Regions from separate parts of the Mus musculus genome. Here region 2 is linked to region 1. Evidence: chromatin contacts called from ENCODE Hi-C or POLR2A ChIA-PET data. All regions are on one chromosome and are shown on one strand. Each heading gives the region's core, a stretch centred on a gene start or an enhancer-like site at or near the end of the contact. The rest is flanking DNA. Distances are from core to core; before and after follow the strand shown.

Region 1 (6,887 bases), core at 1,931-4,430:
GGCAGTGTTTCCTTTCAGCTCCCTTAGAATTTCAGCCAGTCTGTCCTTTATCCTTAGTAAAAGGTCACTTAAGCCTTTGAGATAGACCAGTGAGACCCGATTCTCTTTCCATTAGTAAAAAATTCAAAACAAATAATTGGAAGTATGTGTGCATTATCCTGAATTCCCAGCTTCGCACCTTGGGGATTTGTGTGTGTGTGTGATGTTTTCTTCGACGTTGAATAGCGTAACACGGCATCTCTGACCTAGATGGCTTTTGTGGGACCTTCCTTTGGTAGAGCATTTTCATGCTTTCCATGTCCGTAGTGTTTCATTGGTTTGTGATGTGCTGACATAGAGGACTTAGGGGAAGTAACGTGTGCATGGATGCTTACGAGCAAGATTCTGAAAAGTAGCCCTTGAAAGTTGTTTTCCAAAGGTAACTGACTCAGAAAAGCTTTTGTCTGAAGTCATAGTCCCCAGTGTGTTCATTTTTTCATTCATCTGCTCTTCATTCATTCATTCATTCATTCATTCCCCAGTGTGTTCATTCACTCACTCACTCACTCACTCACTCACTCACTCACTCACTGATACCTGTTGCAGACTTGCTGTGTGCCACACAGCTCAAGATGAACAAGGTGGGCAAGGCAGTGTCCCTCCCAGTCCTGTGGTTGCATGGAGCATGAGCAGAATCATAGAGTGGGAGCTGATTCCCAGGGTTCTGAGACGGAGACAGGATACTCAGAGAAAGCTGTATCTGCAGAGATGGCTTTGTGAGTTGGACTAAAGGGAGAAAGGTGTTACCTGGCCCACGAGCCTAGAGGAGGGGATGGAGAGAGACAGCTCTGCCATGAGGAATACTTCTGCTCTTGTCAGAGGTCCTCCAGGCACCCACATTGAGTAGCTCACAACTACCTGACTCCAGATCCAAGGGTCTCAGATACCTGTGCACATGCCCACACATATACATATACATATACATATACATATACATATACATATACATATACATATACATCATATAAATCTACATAAACATATACATATCCTCAAACGTAAATCTTATAAAACAAAACATACAAACGAAAATCTGTGCCAGGCGCAGTGGTGCACATCTTTAATTCCAGAGCTTGGAAGGCCAGTGGATTTCTATGAGTTTGAGGCTAGCCTGGTTCAAATCGCAAGATTCAGGCCAACTAAGACTGTAATAGCGAGATCCTTTCTCAATAAAGCAAAACAAAGCCAAAGTTAAAAATTAATCATAGCAGCAATTATACTAAACAATAAATAAATAACAAGCCCGGAGAGACACCTGTAAGTGATCTTACTGTGGGAGAAAATCGCCTAACATGGGAGTCACAAGAATTGGGTGGCAGGAGAGGTTAGGAAAGAACTCCGTCACACAGACTGTAAAGTAATAACTTTTGATTTTTACCCACAATGCACTAGGAATCTGTAACAGTGCTTTAAGCTTCAGCTGTGATAGAAGGAAGTGCTATTTATGAAATCAACTCTGGCCACTCTGAAAAAAAGCTGATTTTCCCTGGGGGCTGCAGGATTATTGGGGGAATTCTTTTCAACACTGAAGGAGAATCCTGGTGGCCAGACCAGGGTGTTGATGGAAGAGGCAGAGAGAAGGGTGTGGATCCTTGTGTCCTGGAAATACTCTGCTGGAGTCCTGGGGGTCAGGTTAGGAGATGGATTTGGAAATGATCACCAGCTTTCTACCTTGAGTCGTGGGTACCCTTTCCCATATGAGGAGGGATGGAGGGTTAAAGTGAGCCTTTGGAATCTGCTGAACTGTATCAAGGTAGAGAAGTTTTTGCAACCCTTTCTTCCTGTGTGGATGGTGTTTGGAAGGTAAGGGAACCCAGGTACCCCCCCCCCCCCCGATCTTTGAAGAATGATTGTTATTCTTCCCTAGGGACATCAGCAAAATTCATATCCCAATTTGCTTGGCTTCTCTCTAAAATTATTCACAAAATCTTTAAGTTTTCTCCCAGGAGCATCTACTGTTTCAGGCATGATTATGTGAGTGTTGGAATCCCTGGAGAACCAGGGCCCGCTGAGGCAGATACAAGTTGATTTGTGTTGTAGCTCATGCATATTCCACACCACGCAGAGCCTCTCCATCCCGGCCCTCCAGTCCCTAGCTGAGAGTACACCCTTGAGTGTGCTGGAACTTGGTTCTGTGTTCAGGCTCCTCGACATCCCCCGTTACACTTTATTCTCCTTGCTGTCACCCTGGAAGCTGAGGCCGGTGCCTTGCAGGTAGAAAAATTACTAACAATGAGTCAGGGTTGGGGAGATCGAAACCAAGTTAGGAAAGAGAAGTCACGATGACATGAAAATCTGAATCAGACCTTAGGTTATAGCCATCACGGAGGATTAGGAGAAAGATAACGTGCAGCACAGGGAATGCAAGGTTGTCCCAATCACGAACACTAAGGACGTGCTGTACATAGATGGCAGTGAGCATTCTAAAGCTTAAAATTCATTTGCTGTCTAGAAGAAGGCAAGGTTTTGTGAGTGCTAAGCACCCTTGAGCAGAAACATTGTGGCTGGAGAGTCCCTGTTGATAGGAAATGAGGCACTAACTACCATTAGTAACTTTGTATTTGTATCCTGAAAAGAAAAGGCATAGCAGGTCTTCTCTTTCTTTCTCTTTCTCTTTCTCTTTCTCTTTCTCTTTCTCTTTCTCTTTCTCTTTCTCTTTCTCTTTCTCTTTCTCTTTCTCTTTCTCTTTCTCTCCCTCCCTCCCTCCCTCCCTCCCTCCCTCCTTCCTTCCTTCCTTCCTTCCTTCTTTCCTTCCTTCCTCTGTATTTGGGTTTACTTGTGCCTTTGTTTTATTTAAGCTCAACATTTTGGCTCTGGTAATTTTTTTTTTCATATCGCTACTGCCAGCTTTTTTTAAGATACAGAAGGAAAATAATATCTGCTGTTTGTAGTTGAAAGAAACCCTGGCATGAATTCCTCTAGAAACTTAAGAGAGAAATTATTAGCCATATCCAGACAGTAGCAAACTGGCTCAGATTCTCCCTCCCCTGAGCATTCCTGATTAATGGGGGAATCTGTTCTGTGGTCAAAAAGCCTCCTTCTCAAGCCCAGGGTGTCCTGGCTGCAGACATGACCAGCTGAGCAGCTGCAGACACAGCCAGGGCTGGACTTGGGACGCTCCGCCACCGCCACCAAGTGCGGAAGATGATGGACAGGAGCTGGGAGGAAGGAGCATCCCGAACGGTGCAGCTGTATCACCTGGTAACCATGGTAACCTCCCAGTGGAGCCCCTCAGCGGTGGCGCTTGCTGCTCTTGGGAGCCTGTGTGGGCTGTGCAGTGGGGCTCTTTCCTTCCTGCATTCTGACTTTTATCCAGGTCACTTTCACTTCTGTGTCTTTAGAGGTTGGCTTGCTCTAAGCTCCTCTTGATATCTGTTCCACTTCCCCACCTCTCCCACTATACCACTCTCTTCTATTTGCCTCTGCCGGGCTTCTCTTCAACTTTCCTCGCCCCTGTACACAGAAACAGCCTATTGGCCTCTTTCCAGCAATAATAACCCACTATTTATTATTATTATTATTATTATTATTATTATTATTATTGCCAACTTAAAACATTGCTCAGTTTAACAGTGTAGAGTTTGTGGCAGCACTGATGGCCTGAAGATAAAAAATATTATCATAAGAGATGGTTCATCCCTATCTTCTGGTAAGTTTCCCCTGATTGCATTGATTTCAGAGGTCTCTTATCTCAGTGTCTGGGAGTCTTGTAGGTGTCTCCATGCTGAAGGACTGTCTACTGCTACTGCATCTGTGAGGCCCTTAAAACAATACCTAGATCTACAGGAAGTCAGTGATAGGTAAAGCCTTAACCAAAGAATTTTAGTGTAGCAAAAGATTCAGCAGTAAAAGACAGGACTCCAATTTGAGGTACGCCCAGCATTCTTGAGGAGGCTTTGGAGCCATTAGCTAGACTAGGTCAGTGGAATGAAATTAGCATTGTGTTAGTTTCAAAAAGCCCACAAGAGTGCTAAGGAAGGAGTCTCAGTCTGACTGAGGAGATGGAAGATAGCCTTGGCTCTCAGAGAAGGTAGCAGTTTACTTGACTCTAAGGAGGACAGGATTTTAAAGATAGCATAGGGGCTGGAGAGATGGCTCAGCAGTTAAGAGCACTGACTGCTCTTCCAGAGGTCCTGAGTTCAATTCCCAGCAACCACATGGTGGCTCACAACCATCTGTAATGGGATCCGATGCCCTCTTCTGGTTTGTCTGAAGAGAGTGACAGTATATTCACATACCTAAAATAAATAAATCTTAAAAAAAAAATGGCATAGGACAGAGCACCATCCAGAAAGAACATGGAGACAGTGATAGTCTCTAGAGGAAAGCCCTGGGGAAATGGGGGTCACAGAGAGCAGCTCTCCAGAATTTAAGAACAGCCATGAGAGGAGCAAGCTTTAAGTGTTTTGAAAAAGTCTGTAGTGAAGGGATCAGGTGTGAGGAGAAATTGTTCCCTGGAAGGAGAGAGAGATACCCAGGAAGAGTGTCGTCTTGTTTGTAAATGTTGGCTGTGCGCATGCCCACAGACCAAGGACTGCGTGCAGAAGAGGATCCGCGGGCCCACACTCCCTCTTCCCGGCTTTCTCTGTTGTTGGTATGCATGCTCTTGTTCTGTCATGCCCTGCATGCCTCTCTTGACTGTTGTGCAGTGTGAAGGTGGGGTACACCTGCTAAGCCAGACATGAGGTAAAGCCGCCTTCTGTCAGCAGGCAATCACAGCTACAGATCTCTATACCTTTGGACTCTATAGGAGCCAGAGTACAGAGGCATGCCTAGCTCTGTTCTCCTTAGGTCTCGGGCCTGAGATCTCCCTGGATTAATGGAAGGCTGATCGCTCAACTTCAAGGAGCCATGTCTTCCTTAACTAAAATGAGGAGGTGGCTTTGGCTTTAGTATCCCCACTGCTTTAGACCCAAGCCCTATCATTCCATTTTCTAGCTTTTCTCTTCTTCTGTGGTTACTTTCATCCCCTTCCTCATCTGCTTTAATTATTGTCCCAATTTAGCAACACTTTATCTGTGATAAGTACACGTGCCTACTGCTAACTTAACACATGCACGTTTATAGACATTTTCTGAATAAAGAAGCTAAATAATATACAGGCATCCTGTGTAAAAAGAAAACAGTTCTCTTGGAGATAAAAACCAAAGTTGCGGTTATAACAACAAGTCTTTATTGTTAGAGCAGCGGGGAGATTTTTTTGGGCAAGGGCAGGTCGGTTCTATGGCATTAAAACACAGACTTTAATCAATTTCATTAATGACTTTGTCTCTTTAGTTTACCTTCCTCTATGGTTTTTCGACAGTTGGGATTTATGCCTGGGTGGGATCGTGTTCAGAACCGTACCTGGTTAGTTTTTGTCAACTTGACACAAGCTAGAGTCATCTGAGAAGAGGGAAATTTAATTGAGAAAGATAGCTCCATCTAACTGGCCTTCAGGCACATCTGTGGGGGCGTTTCTTGATTAATGATTGATGTGGGAGGGCCCCACCCACTGCAGGCGGCATCACCCTGCCCTTGGCCAAGCCTTTGGTCCTGGGAAGTAGAAGGTGGCTGAATGTGAGCGGGAGAGCAAGCCAGAGAGCAGTGTTCCATGTGGTCTCTGCCTCAGCTCCCGCCTGGCTTCCTCTCATGCTGGAACTGTAAACTGTAAGGTGAAACAAACCCTTTTCGCCTCAGGTTGATTTTGGTTGTGCTGTTTATCTCAGAGACAGACACCAAAGGAGGACAAGTGTAAGCCATAGTTCTCATTGACACCCCAGAATTGGTGTGGGCAACTTGTTAGGACTCAGCCTAAGCCACTCTTCACATTTGCATGTGCTTGGTTATATGGCAAGTTCTTGGTACACATACCATGTTTATCATGTTGAATATAAATGTACTTAATTTAAAAAGGGTTTTGTGCCACAAGGGCCAACTCTTAATATTGCTTTCCTTGTTCTGAAATCTATGCCAAGCAGGATGTTTTATGTTATTTTTTTTTCTGGAGCCAATCATTTGCAAATGAAGCATGCATAAATAAGTAAAGGGAATTTTGAGCTAGTCCACTGTGGCTGCTGTGTGCGCATGCCTGTAATCCCTGGTGTGTGGTTGTGTACAGGAGATGAATTCAATGCTGAGAGTAAGAAACGAGGTAAGGGCTAGGGAGGTAGCTTAGTTGGTTCTGTGCTTGCCGCGAAGTCACAGGCGCCTGACTGAGTTCAGCCACCAGGATCTGTATAGAAAGCTTGCCGCTTCATGCTTGTGATCTCAGTGGTGGCTGAGACAGGCGCAGGGGACTCCTGGGGCTCATTGGCCAGCCAGTCTGATTTAATCTGTGTATACTAAGCCAATGAGAGGCCTTGTCTCAAAAAAACAACTCACTGTTGACCCCCTGGCCTCTACAAGCATACATATGCATATGTGAGCACACAACACATACATATGCACAGAGGCCTGACATACACATGCACAAAACCACAAACACATTTCTTAAAAAGTAGTTGCTAATTTAATTGTAATACCATATTAGTAACATTAGTGCCTGGTGGTTTTATCTTCCCATTGACCTTGTATGATGCAAATCTCACTTGATTCTCTGCTCCTTTTAAACATCCCATCGCTTCTCTTCTCGCTTCCGTTTCCCTTACTATTGCCTATCTCTTTAAGCCAGATTGACATATATTTATTCTCTCTCTGATTTTTCTGACTTCTTCCTACATCTGTCATCTTCTCTCCTAGAGCTTTTCATGGTTGAGCTGTGCTTGCCTGTTAACAGACCATATTACTTTTGTTCGTTTAGTTTAAAATAAATCATCCAAATGGAGGTATCACTCCGTGATTGATGCCTCGACTGGCGTTCGTGAGGC
Region 2 (6,670 bases), core at 3,235-5,734, 34 kb after region 1:
TTGGGCGTTCACCTGAAGAGTGGTCCTGGGCGAATGTGTCTCTAATGATGGAACTGAAGAAGCGAGGAAAAGGGAAGTCATTCAGAGCCCCGCTGTAAATTATTTGCAGAGGGGGGCTACGTTCTCACAGCTCTTACTTTCCTGTGTGTTAGATAGGCAGTGACCCATGCCTGTCCCCTTTGCTGCTACACACTCACCCTTTGTTCCGGCCCAATCGGTGCTCTCCCCATGTTCTCATGCTGCTCAAGGGCTGCAGCTGCCCCTTCCCATCTTCTGTTTCCCACCCACACCATCCCCAGTTACCTGGGCTGCATCTGCCCACCCTCTCTGATGATCCCATTTCCTTCCTTTTAAAGTGTCTTTCATCTTCAGCCCCTACAGATGTCTCAAGTGTACCTTTCTGCTCCCCTGCAATTCTTCATTTATCTACTTATCATAACGCTGTTCATAATACATTGACATCATTAGGTTTTTTAATTTTGTCCCCACTGTTCCGTGTGCTTCACAAAATGTGGGTACTTGTAACCTCTAGTATACAGATGCAACAGGGCCAACCTGTATTTAGAAATGGATGAAAGAATGACTGAATGAGTGAATAAATGAATGAATGAAGCCCATGAGTGCTGTGTGTCTCACTTTAAAAAAGCCTTGCAGGCTCTCCCAGACCCCTTCTTTATGTTCTCGTCTGCCTCAGCCTCAGTACTGTACAAACTTGGCCTCCCCTAGCCCCGCACTCCTCAGCACAGTGGGAGTCACCTTTATCTCTCCACTCCACCTTTTCTGGTATCACTCATCCTGCAGGATTCCAATTAAATTCCATTTTATTCGCACGGGCTTCTTGTACTAATACCTCCTCCTACATCCTGGGAATTCAGATGTAGCCCGTCCAGTGCTGTCAATTAATCACACATTTCCTTACACTATTATTTAATGGTTGCACACACACACAACTTCACCAGCTGAAGGATATTCTTAGAGGTCAGCGATTTTGTCAGCTTCCCCTACCCCACCCCTGTGTATGCATTACCATTGCTAAATGCAGAATCTGTATGATCAGGCTGGGGCTTGACCCTGTTGTGTTTAGCTTAACATATGAAGTGGGTCTCTCTTAGGAAAGAAGTTTATAAGTCATACTGTGATAAGAAAATGAAAGCCCAAGCAAACATATAAAAACAGAAATAAAAAGAAAACTGCCTGATCTATAGTAACAACATTCTAAGAAAAACTGTATACCTTTATTCTTATGAGGAAAACCAAGTTTGTGGCACAGTGGAAACCAGCATACCCCATGTAAAATCATGTATACAATCTTAATATATAAGGCATTGGACTTGCTCCCCTGGCTTGTAAAGACCATTGCCAAGAAGTTGGAGCAAATCTAATTGTGAGAGAATTCAGGAGGGAGAGCCCTTTAAGACCAAGGAGAGTTAAATATCTGAAAGTCCAGCTGTTGAAACTTACTTCTCACCAAGAGCATTCACTTTGAATTCATGGGTTTGCTATACGATTATACTTTCGAAAGGGGTTTGGTTGGGACTCTCCATGTTGAAGGGTAAATTCCTCCTGTTCCTAGCAGTACTGTCTGAGCTACCCAGGCTCCTGAGTACCTATTTCTGGGAGCCCTGGCTCGGCTTGTGAGTTTCCTCCTAAGCTGTGTGCTGACACTCCACCCCACCCATTTACAGTCGTTCATGCATCAGACCAGGGCTCGATTCCCCTCTCTAGCTGTTCATAGCAGGCCTGGATCGTGCTTTTTGCTTCTGCCCTGATGAGTTGTGATTTCCCTTCCCACCCCGGCCTCTGTAAATGTGGGTTATTCTTTTCTTTTCTTGCAGCATCTCTGTTTTTTCTTCATGGTCCAAAGTCCATTTTGGGCTCTTTGTTTCTGTTCTGAGTGACTCGTGAAGGTGATGAGTATCTCTCGCTCTTCCCTGTGAAAGAATGAATTGTTGAGAACCATCACTCCTTGGCAACCTGGTGCAGAGTTGCAGGCATGCTAAATGTTACTCAGTCCCTTCCTCTTGGTACCCGTATGTGATGTTGGCTAAGGCAACTCATCCTACGTTCCAAGAGAAGAAAGAAAAAAGATAAGAAATTAGCAACCAGGGGCTTTAAGCACCACTGCACAGTAACGGAAGGAGAAGTGGGATGCCCTAACAGGTTGTGACCTCTGTGTTTATAATGTCTGAGAGTGCGTTCATGATACCTGTGCATGTACACACACTGTCATGCATAGGGGATTTGCAGCAATAGACACCTGCCATGTCTTGTGAATGGACGCAAATGCTGTCTTTGTGGAGATGGGAAGGCTGTCCTTAATCAGCATGGGGACAGCAGTGATAAATACAGCTTAACTATGTCACATACCTTGCTAATTACAAACCTTCCTCATTCCGCCATTCCTCCAGCAAAATGCAAGCCGAGAGAATGTGCGGCTAAGTCAAATCACAGCCATTCGGCGGCATGAGGGGTAGAACAGGTCTGCCTTCAGCTCAGGATTCTCGTCATCCCTGGGTTCTCCTGTGTAACGAGCCAGCCCCAAGAGCAGGACAAAAGCAAGGAGGCTCCCTAAGTCTCACTGTTTGGGGTGCTGGGCAGGCCGTTCTCTGAGGCCATTTGGGCCAGATGCCATTTGTGTCTCAGAACAGCTGGGATGGCTCGAAGGCGAAAATCGTGTATGGTCTTCCATCCTAAACTTACCCGAATGTGCCAGAAGGAAGAAGTGTTATAGTGAGTGCCTCTAGACCACGTCTCTGCCATGATGTATGGTTGAGGCAAGTCACAGAATAATCCCGTATCTGAAAAGTAGTGGAGTGCGTGCTACCTTACAAAGGAAGACGCCTCAGGAAATTCCTGACCATTTGAATCCACCGCGGTATGCATTTAACAAAGAGGTGCCCTTCAGAGCCGATGTCCTGGTTGAAGAAAGTTCCCGCAGATGAGTGACCCTGTTCCAAACACTTGGTGTTCTTCTGGCCCTGGGAATCTGTGTCTTCTGGAACTCAGGCAGGCTTTGTAGTTCTTCTCCCCGTGTACTCAGCCCTCTTCCCTTCCCAGCCGAAGGTCTCAGTGCAGGCACATGGCAAGGTGTCTGTCTGGGCACCACCTCAGCTTTAAGCATCATTTAGGTGACTATAACTCAGACCTTCTCTCCTTAAGAAATACTGGGTTTTTCTCTGCTCCACACAACGGATTGTCATTGGAGTTGGGAAAGGGGGCAGGGGGCGCGCAGAACATCTTATTCATGAGACTAGGTCAGATTTTAAAACTAAAAGCTATCTGTAAAGGATGGAGCATAGAAATCCAGTCACTGGTCACCCTGTGTGGGAGAAATGGATCTACCAGGCGAATCTGGAGGGTGGCAGTCATCTGAGGTGCACAGCTGTGAGTCCATGCTCTCCTGTCACCAAGCCTGTCACCAAGCCTAACGCAGAGCTTAGCTGGGCTGTCTGTTAGGCTAGCAGCCACGCCACTATTCTTGTTTCTTTCCTTGCTTGCTTTCCCTACTCTAAAGCCGTCTTGAGCGTGGACACCTCATTTTTGTAAAGTTTCCACTTTGCCTCTGTCATTAATCACCAGGTTTGAAGATACAGACTCACGGGGCAGACAGCAAACTGTTAAAATTTGGAGGCAGCGATACCACTACACGTCACTGGAAGTCAGCCTAATTATGGAGAGCATTCCATGCCTTTTGGTATTTTTTGAATGTTACTGACGAATTCATTTACTATATAGTATGGGTAGTCATTCATTCTAAATTTAATGAGAGTTGTCTTAAACTCTTAAGTTCTGAAACATTATGTTATCAATTTCTACCTATAAATAATGTCTTCCTTAAAAGTTATTGAAGAAAAAATGCAAGCCAGTTATTTTGAGTTTGAAATAAATTAAGTCATTGTTTATGATACCCAGAAGCTTAAAATAGACTTTGTTCTGGGTTGTGTATGCTGTGGATGCCGGGTTCCCAAGCTCCCTTTTGGCTCCTGCCTCTCTCTTGACCAAAGGGCCTGACTCCCTTCCAGAACCAAAACCCAGAGCATTTATACCTCGTGTTTTTTGAGACACTACATCAAAAATCTTGTTTTTTAATTTTTAACTCAAAATTTTTTAAGTTCATTATTTTTTCCCAGCTCTAAGATAATTAAAAAAAAAATCTTTAGATTACCTGAGTGAAAATGTTAATGTGTGGCTCCTTGCTTCGCCAAGAAAAAGTTCTTAGCGTATGTTTACCACGTGAAGGGTCCAAGAAAAGTTGAGGGAAAGAAGCTGAATCTTGCAGCTCAATCCAGTTAGCAAGTTCGACCCCGTGCTCCCTCCTCACAGGCACAGTGTGTGGGACACCAAGCTCCCTGCCTAGAACAGCAACAGAGCCTGCCTGGCTGAGCATGAACCACCCGGCTGGTTTGTCCCCTGTGAGCCAAGTCACTGTCAACCGCCATAGTGTCCCCAGTGCAGCCACTCAGGAGACCAGACCTTCCCTCTGTGATTGTCATCTGTGAGCAGATGTGTGCCTGGGCACAGTGCATTTGGTAGATGGCGTATATTCGCTGTGTCACATGAACTGGGGCACTAGAGTCAAGGCCTGCCTCTGCCTGAAAGGAGCGGATTCTTGCTCTGAGCCAGGAAGAAAGGCAGGAAAGGGTTGCATGATCTGAGAAGTCGCTTTCACCTCTGGGTTCCTCGACTTGTCCGAATCTTCTCAATTGGACGAAACCCCAGACATTCGTGTTAGGAACTTCTTAGGAGAACAAAACAAAACAAAACAGAAGGGAAACCTAGGAATTCCAGGATTCGTGAAGATAATGGAGCAATAGACAGAGCCACCCGGCGACAGGAAAGGGAGAAGAAGGCACTAGGGAAGTCCTGGAAGAAAGATGGCTGCTGTTGTAATCATTTCATCTTCTTAGAAAGGGCCAAATGAGGCACTCAGACTGCTAAAGTGGCTATCGAAGCCTTACGCGCTTGGATTATGAAGAGTGGGCGGTAAGCAGGTGAAGTCGATGATAGTGTTTGGTAGATGGCTGCGTGATTGTTGCTAGCTATGTTTCCTGTTCACGTGGCTGGATAGGTCCGAGGGAGAAGGAAGGAGCAGAGACTGTCTGGCCAGAGCAAAGGCGGCTTCTACAAATAAGGATTTACCCTATTCAATTGCTATTAGACAGTGGAATGTGGGTTTCTCTATCGGCCTCGGTCAGCTGCCTTGGTATGTGTGCTGTGGGAAGGACTTGAATGTGGGTGTAGGATGGGGAGGGCCAGGGGGCTCCCCAGAGCCTTTCCCATTCTCCCCGGCGGACCACATCAGCCCAGACACGGCTGTGCATGGATGCTTAGTGCCCCCTGGACCTAGGTGCAGTTTCCCTTCTGTGAAGATCCCAAGTTTTCCCAAGTTTCCACTGTTTGTCTTTCTTCTCTCACCCTTCATTTAGCTCTGTATTCTCAATGTCTCTGTGTTTTACACTTAGTGGCACACATGCACACACACACACACACACACACACACACACACACAATTATATTTTTGGGAGAGGTTTATATTTTGTTACCTTTCTTCCCTGTGAGTCTCAGTTTTACTTTTCTCCTCTAAAACACTGACTCTGATAGCCAAGATAGTTTCCAAATCACATCCTGTTCTGTCAGATCAGCTCCAACCTTCAGGAAGGGAAGTCCCACGAAGGCAAAGACATAATCTACATGCACCGTCATGGCCAGAGTAAAGGTCACATAGAGTTTCTCCTGAAGACCAGATCTAGGTATTTGCCCTCAGATGCTTCAGTTCCGAAATCTAGGGTGGCCCCACTCTGCACTCCCAATTTCTTTGCATTTGTGTGGGGGAAAAAAACCCTCTATTTTGCTAGTGCTCTGTTGTGTGACAATAATAGGATTCTAGCAGATCGCTAGCACGCTGTACTTGGGGGGGGGGGGGTTGATACAGACATTTGGGAGAGGGACATTCTGGAGTTCCAGAATTTGCAGCCTGCAATGGACTCATCCCACATGAAGCCAGCAGAGTGAAATCCTTGGCAGGGCTCTCCTTCCCTTGAGAAGCATGTACGTTAATAAAAAATTAATCTGCAGTGAGTGAAAATAAGGTGTACCGACTGTGTGTGTGTGTGTGTGTGTGTGTGTGTGTGTGTGTGTGTGGTGGGGTGCTCAAATCTGTTAAAAGTTCAATCAAGACTCACAGAGGGAAGACAGAGAACACTGGGCTCACTGTGGGGTATAACTCTTGCCAAAATAAAAGGCTGCCACAATTTCTAAGTATCGCCAGCAATGGGTGCAAGAAAGCTCTGGACTTCCAGAGGGTCATCTGATAGGGTTATCATCAGTAACCCTCCTTCAAGAGAAACGCCCAATTACAGACTTGTTTTCCACCAAGTAAAACAAAACAAAACAAAAACAAAACCTAGATTACAGAAAGACATAAAGCAAATAACCTGTCCAGGTGTGTGCTACCTTTACAACAAGACAGAAACCAGAGGACTCAAAAAGATACACACGTGGAAAATGGTGGAGGGTGCCTACTGTTAGTCCTCCCATTTGCCCTAGTTTCTGATTTTAATATCACGCTTCGTTTCCTACTGAAAACGAAGTAGATTTGCTCACTCCTCTGCTCAGCCACATCTGAGAAATGGGCTCTGAGAAAGTGCAGCAGTCACTTAACAACCTCTCT

The links. Hi-C counts contacts between places; a loop is a spot of excess contacts on that map. ChIA-PET counts read pairs that join two places held with the same protein, here RNA polymerase II (POLR2A).
Region 2: a map of heart shows a loop between it and region 1 (1.9-fold over the local background). The contact joins two enhancer-like sites. A Hi-C loop is called at or near these places in 2 of 37 maps with a recorded cell type or tissue (both heart). POLR2A ChIA-PET finds 5 or more read pairs at or near these places in 1 of 5 experiments (Patski).

The regions. Positions count from the first base shown.
Region 1 is chr17:78,251,198-78,258,084 of GRCm38, forward strand. All of the region lies in intron 2 of Crim1 (cysteine rich transmembrane BMP regulator 1 (chordin like)), which reads left to right. Among named protein-coding and RNA genes, the nearest start is that of Gm41620, 27 kb to the right of the region's middle. Within about 2 kb of position 3,181, at least 1 of the 3 ENCODE cell types and tissues checked has a DNase peak (open chromatin) inside an H3K27ac peak, as active enhancers do.
Region 2 is chr17:78,283,598-78,290,267 of GRCm38, forward strand. The region is part of intron 4 of Crim1 (cysteine rich transmembrane BMP regulator 1 (chordin like)); the gene reads left to right. It overlaps Gm41620 (a long non-coding RNA gene), which reads left to right. Exons shown (of 2, transcript XR_876966.1): 2 at 1-4,765. Among named protein-coding and RNA genes, the nearest start is that of Gm41620, 5.6 kb to the left of the region's middle. Within about 2 kb of position 4,485, at least 1 of the 3 ENCODE cell types and tissues checked has a DNase peak (open chromatin) inside an H3K27ac peak, as active enhancers do.